2 separate regions of the Homo sapiens genome follow, and region 2 is linked to region 1. The links are chromatin contacts, found by POLR2A ChIA-PET in ENCODE. All regions are on one chromosome and are shown on one strand. The core of a region is the stretch at or near the end of the contact, and the rest is flanking DNA. Distances in the headings are between cores, read along the strand shown. Region 1 has its middle 26 kb from the start of FGF21. Region 2 holds the start of ZSCAN22 (zinc finger and SCAN domain containing 22).

Region 1 (2,739 bases), core at 157-2,656:
AGAAGCATGGAACCTGTAGCCCCATCCCACTCCACATCTTTCCGGAAGAAGAGGGAACTGGAGCTGGAATTACTAATCTATCCTACTTATGCGCTGAAGTCTCCATAAAAGTCCCTAAAGTATGGGGGTGGGAGAGGTTCCTTGTAGCGTCCAGCCCTACAGGGCCTTGTGGGTTTTCTCTTCGTGTGTGGAGATGAGAGATTGTAGAAAGAAAGACATGAAACTAAGAGAGAGTATGAAAGACAGCTGGGCCCAGGGGGCCACTACCACCAGTGCATGGAGTCCATTAGTGGCCTCGAATGCCTGGACTGCTGCTATTTATTGTATACAAGGCAAGGGGGCAGGGTAAGGAGTGTGAGTCATCTCAAATGATTAATAAGGTCAAGCAAGTCACGTGTCCATGTGACAGGGGGCCTTTCCCTTTTTGGTAGACGAAGCAGAGAGGGAAGACAGCATACGGTCAGCATTTTTTCTATGTACTTATCAGAGAGATCAAAGACTTTAATATTTTCACTATTTCTGCTACTGCTATCTCCCAGGAACTTAAAAGAGGAACCAGGTGTACAGGCGGAACATGAAAGTGGACAAGGATCATGACCACTGAAGCACAGTACCACAGGGAGATGTTTAAGCCTCCGGATGACTGTGGGCAGGCCTGGCTAATGTCCGGCCTCCCACAAGAGGCTGGTGAGGCAGAGTGTTCTCTAACTCCCCCAAGGAAGGGGAAACTCCCTTTCCCGGTCTGCTAAGTAACGGGTGCCTTCCCAGGCACTGGTGCTACCACTAGACCAAGGCGTCCTTAAGCCCTTATCTGGGCGTGGCGGAGGACTTTCACTCTTGTCTTCTGGTCACATCTCACCATGTCCCTTCAGCTCCTGACTCTGTATCGCCTGGTTTTTCCTCAGTTATAATAATAAAACAGAGATTAATACTAAAACTAATAATTGATAATATCCATATATAATCATCTCTATATCCTATTGCTAGTATAACTTTTCTTATTCTAAGTATTTTCTTTATTATATTGAAACAGTATGTGCCTTCAATCTCTTGCCTCAGCACCTGGGTGGCTCTCTGCCCACAGTTCCGGGCGGGGAAGCACCCCAACTCCATGGAGACGCCCAACCTGGAAGCTCCCCCAAACCCATCCTTTGCTCCCGTGCTCGGGAGGCGTTCAGATGTTGCCCTTTGCACCTCTTTATCTGACAGGTTTTATTTAATTATATGATAAACTGATAAATGTGTTTTCCTTAGTTCTGTGAGGCATTGTAGCAAATTTCTGAGCCTAAGGAGGGAGTCATGGGAACCCCCATTACTAGCAAGTCAGAAGCTCGGGTGAGACCACGTGGACTTGTGATTGGCATCTCCCAAGGGGCAGCCTCGTGGGACTGAGCCTTTCACCTGTGGGATCCGATGCTATCTCCAGGTAGATAATGTCAGAGTTGGATTGAATTGTGGGACACCCAGCTTGGGTAGGAGAATTTGTCAGCGTGGGAAAAACCCCACACACCTGGTCACAGAAGTGTTGAGTGTGAGCCTGAGAAAAACAGGTGTTTTTTTCTAGATAAGATCCATGGAAGGGGAACACAATTTTTTTTTTTTTTTGAGACAGCTCTCTGTCGCCTAGGCTGGAGTGCAGTGGCGCGATCTCGACTCACTGCAAGCTCCGCCTCTCGGGTTCACGCCATTCTCCTGCCCCAGCCTCCCTCCTCCCGAGTAGCGGGGACTACAGGCGCCCACCACCACGCCCGGCTAATTTTTTGTATTTTTAGTAGAGACGGGCTTTCACCGTGTTAGCCAGGATGGTCTCGATCTCCTGACCCTGTGATCCTCCCGCCTCGGCCTCCCAAAGTGCTGGGATTACAGGCGTGAGCCACCGCGCCCGGCCAGGGAGCCTTTAATGAGTTTAAAAGTTGTTGCATTCTTTCCTTTGCTAAATTTGGTTTCACGGGGAACACATTTCCTGGCCCCTGGGATTTGGGTGTGTATCCTGGTCTGTGACGCAGGCCAGGGGCTGGCATGTGACGCGAACCGGGGGCCACTTCCCGAAGCAGGTCAGCGAGAGGCACTCTGGAGCTGTTGCCCAGCCACTAGTGACGTCATGGGCTTTCAGTCATTCCTATTGGGTGCTCTTAGTGCTCTATCCTCAAACTCCGCAACCGGCCCTTGGAAAAGACTCTGAACTGAGGCTTCTGGAAAAAAGAATCCGAGCTTCCACGTCATTTCAGAAATACCCCCCTCACCTTATTTATTTATTTATTTATTTATTTATTTATTTATTTATTTATTTATTTATTTATTGAAACAAGGTCTGACTCTGTCGCCCAGGATGGAGGGCAGTGGCGCGATCTCTGCTCACTGCAACCTGGAACTCCTGGACTCAAGCGATCCCCCACCTCAGCCTCCCGAGTATCTGGGATTACAGGTACTCGCTACCACGCTCAGCTAATTTTTAAATTTTTTGTAGAAATGGGGTTTTGCCATGTTGCCCAGGCTGGTCTCGAGCTTCTGAGCTCAAGCGATCTGCCCGCCTCGTTCTCCCAAAGGGCTAGGATTACAGGCGTGAGCCACCGCGCCTGGCCCCCAAATTCTTTTATGTTTATAAATTTAAACTGTACGCCGGGCGTGGTGGCTCACGCCTGTAATCCTAGCACTTTGGGAGTCCAAGGCAGGTGGATCACCTGAGGTCAGGAGTTCAAGACCAGCTGACCAACATGGTGAAACCCTGTCTCTACTAAA
Region 2 (2,739 bases), core at 142-2,641, 9.5 Mb after region 1:
ACAGAGAAGATACATTCTCACACACAGTCCAGGCATCGACTGAATCACACAATCACACTACCATTCACAGTCACCGTAACAACATCACACACAGTCTAGGGCCTTTATACTGTGTCAGGTCCACCCCATTACCTCTAAGTATCTGTCTCAGACACAATTACACCTGGTGCAGGCAAACACAGCTGCATGATTATCACATATGATGATTAAATCACAGGTCACACACACGCAGAGTAAGCACACAGAACAACCCACAAACCTGGTCACAGAGTGACTCATGCAGACAGACGCCCAGCTCAAATTCAGTAAAAAATGATACACATTTATAAAAATGATTACATGTGTTCACAGAGAGCCACACATAGCTACACTCAATACACACCCTGACATAGGCAACCACACCGCTCACCTCTCACAAAGGCACCTTCAGTACTTACACAGACACTCACACCCACAAGCCCTCAGACAGGCACCCTCTCCCCTCACTCCTAACATGGGCACCCTCACCTCTCACCCAGGTACCCTTGTTACTGGTGGAGGGTGTCCAGGTTCTTGGCATCTTGAACAAATAATTGGACAAAATGCACAAAGAAAAGAATGAAGCAACAAAAGCAGAGATGTATTGAAAATGAAAGTACACTCCACTGTATGGGAGCAGGCCGGAGCATAGGGGCTCAAGAGCCCGGTTACAGAATTTTCTGGGGTTTAAATACCCTCTAGAGGTTTCCATTGGTTACTTGGTATATGCCCTATGTAAATGAAGAGGACGAAGTAAAGTTACAAAGTGATTTACTCCATGTACGCCCTGCATAAATGGAGAGGATATTTCCTACCATAGCTGCAGTTTCCATTTGATTTACTTCTAGGAAGTCCTTAGGTTCCCTGCCTCCAGACCCGATTTTCTTGCCTCACCCTTACCCCTCACCCCTCACACAAACACCCTCAGCCCTCCCAAAGCCACCCTCAGCCTCACACAGCCGCCCTCACCCTCAGCCTCACACAGGCACCCTCAGCTCTCACACAGGCACCCTCAGCCCTCACACAGCCGCCCTCACCCTCAGCCTCACACAGGCACCCTCAGCCTCACACAGGCACCCTCAGCTCTCACACAGGCACCCTCAGCCCTCAGCCCTCACACAGCCGCCCTCACCCTCACCCTCACACAGGCACCCTCAGCCTCACACAGGCACTCTCACCCTCAGCCTTCACATTTCCCTCACCTCCAAGTCCCGCCTTTCGCGCATCGCCTGCTGCTCTCCCACTCAGCGCCACCTCAGTCCCACAAAGGCCGGGCTGGGATCCTGTGGCCTCCGTGCTGACCAACGTCAACTACAATTCCCAGCAGGCACCGCGCCTGGGTACACTTGAGCTTCCGGAGGACGCCGGGAATTGTAGTCCTGGCGGGCGTGGGCCCTTGAGGTGTGCTGGGAGCTGTGGTCCGGGTCGGCGGGCGCGCAAGTTGGCTAGTCTCTGCGGCCACCTCCGGAAGGGTCCGCCGGCTGTGCTGGTGAGGTGGGTTTCGGGGGTGTTCTCCGTCCTGATCCAGGCTGGAGAGGGGCACAGCAGGTCCAGAAGCCGCGAACCTCTGGGGCGGCCAGAGCGAGATGCGGGGTACCGCCCAGCGGGTAGAGAGTGAGAGGCTGACTAGGGGACGTGAGTAGACGGACTGCGAGTGCCGGACACACGCGCAGAGGATGTGACGGACTGACGGACCAGGCGTGGACGGACCGTGTGTGCACGGACTGACGGACCCGGTGTGGACAGACTCACGGACCGAATGTGGTGCGGAATGACACACTGAGTGCCGGACGGACCGACGGAGAATGTGTCGGACTGACGGAGTGTGTGTCGGATGGACTGATTGACCGGGTGTGGGGCGGACGAAGTGTGGAGCGGGCGGACAGATAACAGATAAAATGTAGGACCAGTGGCCTGGGAGGGTGTGGGGCGGACCCGTTTATGTGTCTGATAGGCGGTTCTGTGTCTGACACCTCTTGGGTGTGTGTATCTGACGGGTTGGAGTGTGTGATTCTGATAGGTTGAGTGTAACACTAACCATGGAGTGTGTGACTGACAGAGATGGTTGCCGTTTGAGACTTCCTACGTGGGTTGTGAGATACTGTGAGAGGGTGAGCGTGTGACGGTGGGATTTCAAGTGTGACTGATTTTCTTTGTGTGTCCTTGAGATGGTGACTAAGATTATGAATGACTGTGATCAGAATAATACTGTGTGATGGAAATGCTGCGAGGGCCTGTGTTTATTTTTGAGACGGAGTCTTGCTCTGTTGCCCAGGCTGGAGTGCAGTGGCGCAATCTCGGCTCACTGCAACCTCCATCTCCCGGGTTCAAGCGATTATCCTGCGTCAGCCTCCCGAGTAGCTGGGATTACAGGCACCGGCCACCACACTTGGCTAATTTTTGTATTTTTGGTAGAGACGGGCTTTCACCATGTTGGTTAGGCTGGCCCGGAACTCCTGACCTCAGGTGATCCACCTGCCTAGGCCTCCCAAAGTGCTGGGATTATAGGCATGAGCCACCATGCCTGGCCAGGCCTGTGTTTATTTGACTGATTATAGGTGACATTGAGATATTTCCTGTGTCTGGGTATTTTGAAGGCTGTGGCTGACAGACTGTACCTGAGATAATATGTGTTAATATCTGATTGACTGAGATTTTTATCAGGGAGACTAAAACTTGGGTGATCCACAAACAGTTTACCAAGCATATGAGAGAGGATTT

What was found. ChIA-PET counts read pairs that join two places held with the same protein, here RNA polymerase II (POLR2A).
Region 2: POLR2A ChIA-PET joins it to region 1 with 10 read pairs in WTC11. The contact joins the promoter of ZSCAN22 here to the enhancer-like site in region 1. POLR2A ChIA-PET finds 5 or more read pairs at or near these places in 2 of 52 experiments (H1 and WTC11).

The regions. Positions count from the first base shown.
Region 1 is chr19:48,780,533-48,783,271 of GRCh38, forward strand. No RefSeq gene overlaps it. Among named protein-coding and RNA genes, the nearest start is that of FGF21, 26 kb to the left of the region's middle. RefSeq lists a cis regulatory region at 256-896. Within about 2 kb of position 1,407, at least 19 of the 41 ENCODE cell types and tissues checked have a DNase peak (open chromatin) inside an H3K27ac peak, as active enhancers do.
Region 2 is chr19:58,325,603-58,328,341 of GRCh38, forward strand. It overlaps ZSCAN22 (zinc finger and SCAN domain containing 22), which reads left to right and starts at 1,392. Exons shown (of 3, transcript NM_181846.3): 1 at 1,392-1,512. It overlaps LOC105372480 (a long non-coding RNA gene), which reads right to left and starts at 1,646. Exons shown (of 3, transcript NR_144444.1): 1 at 1,221-1,646. RefSeq lists enhancers at 1,277-2,019, 1,363-1,692.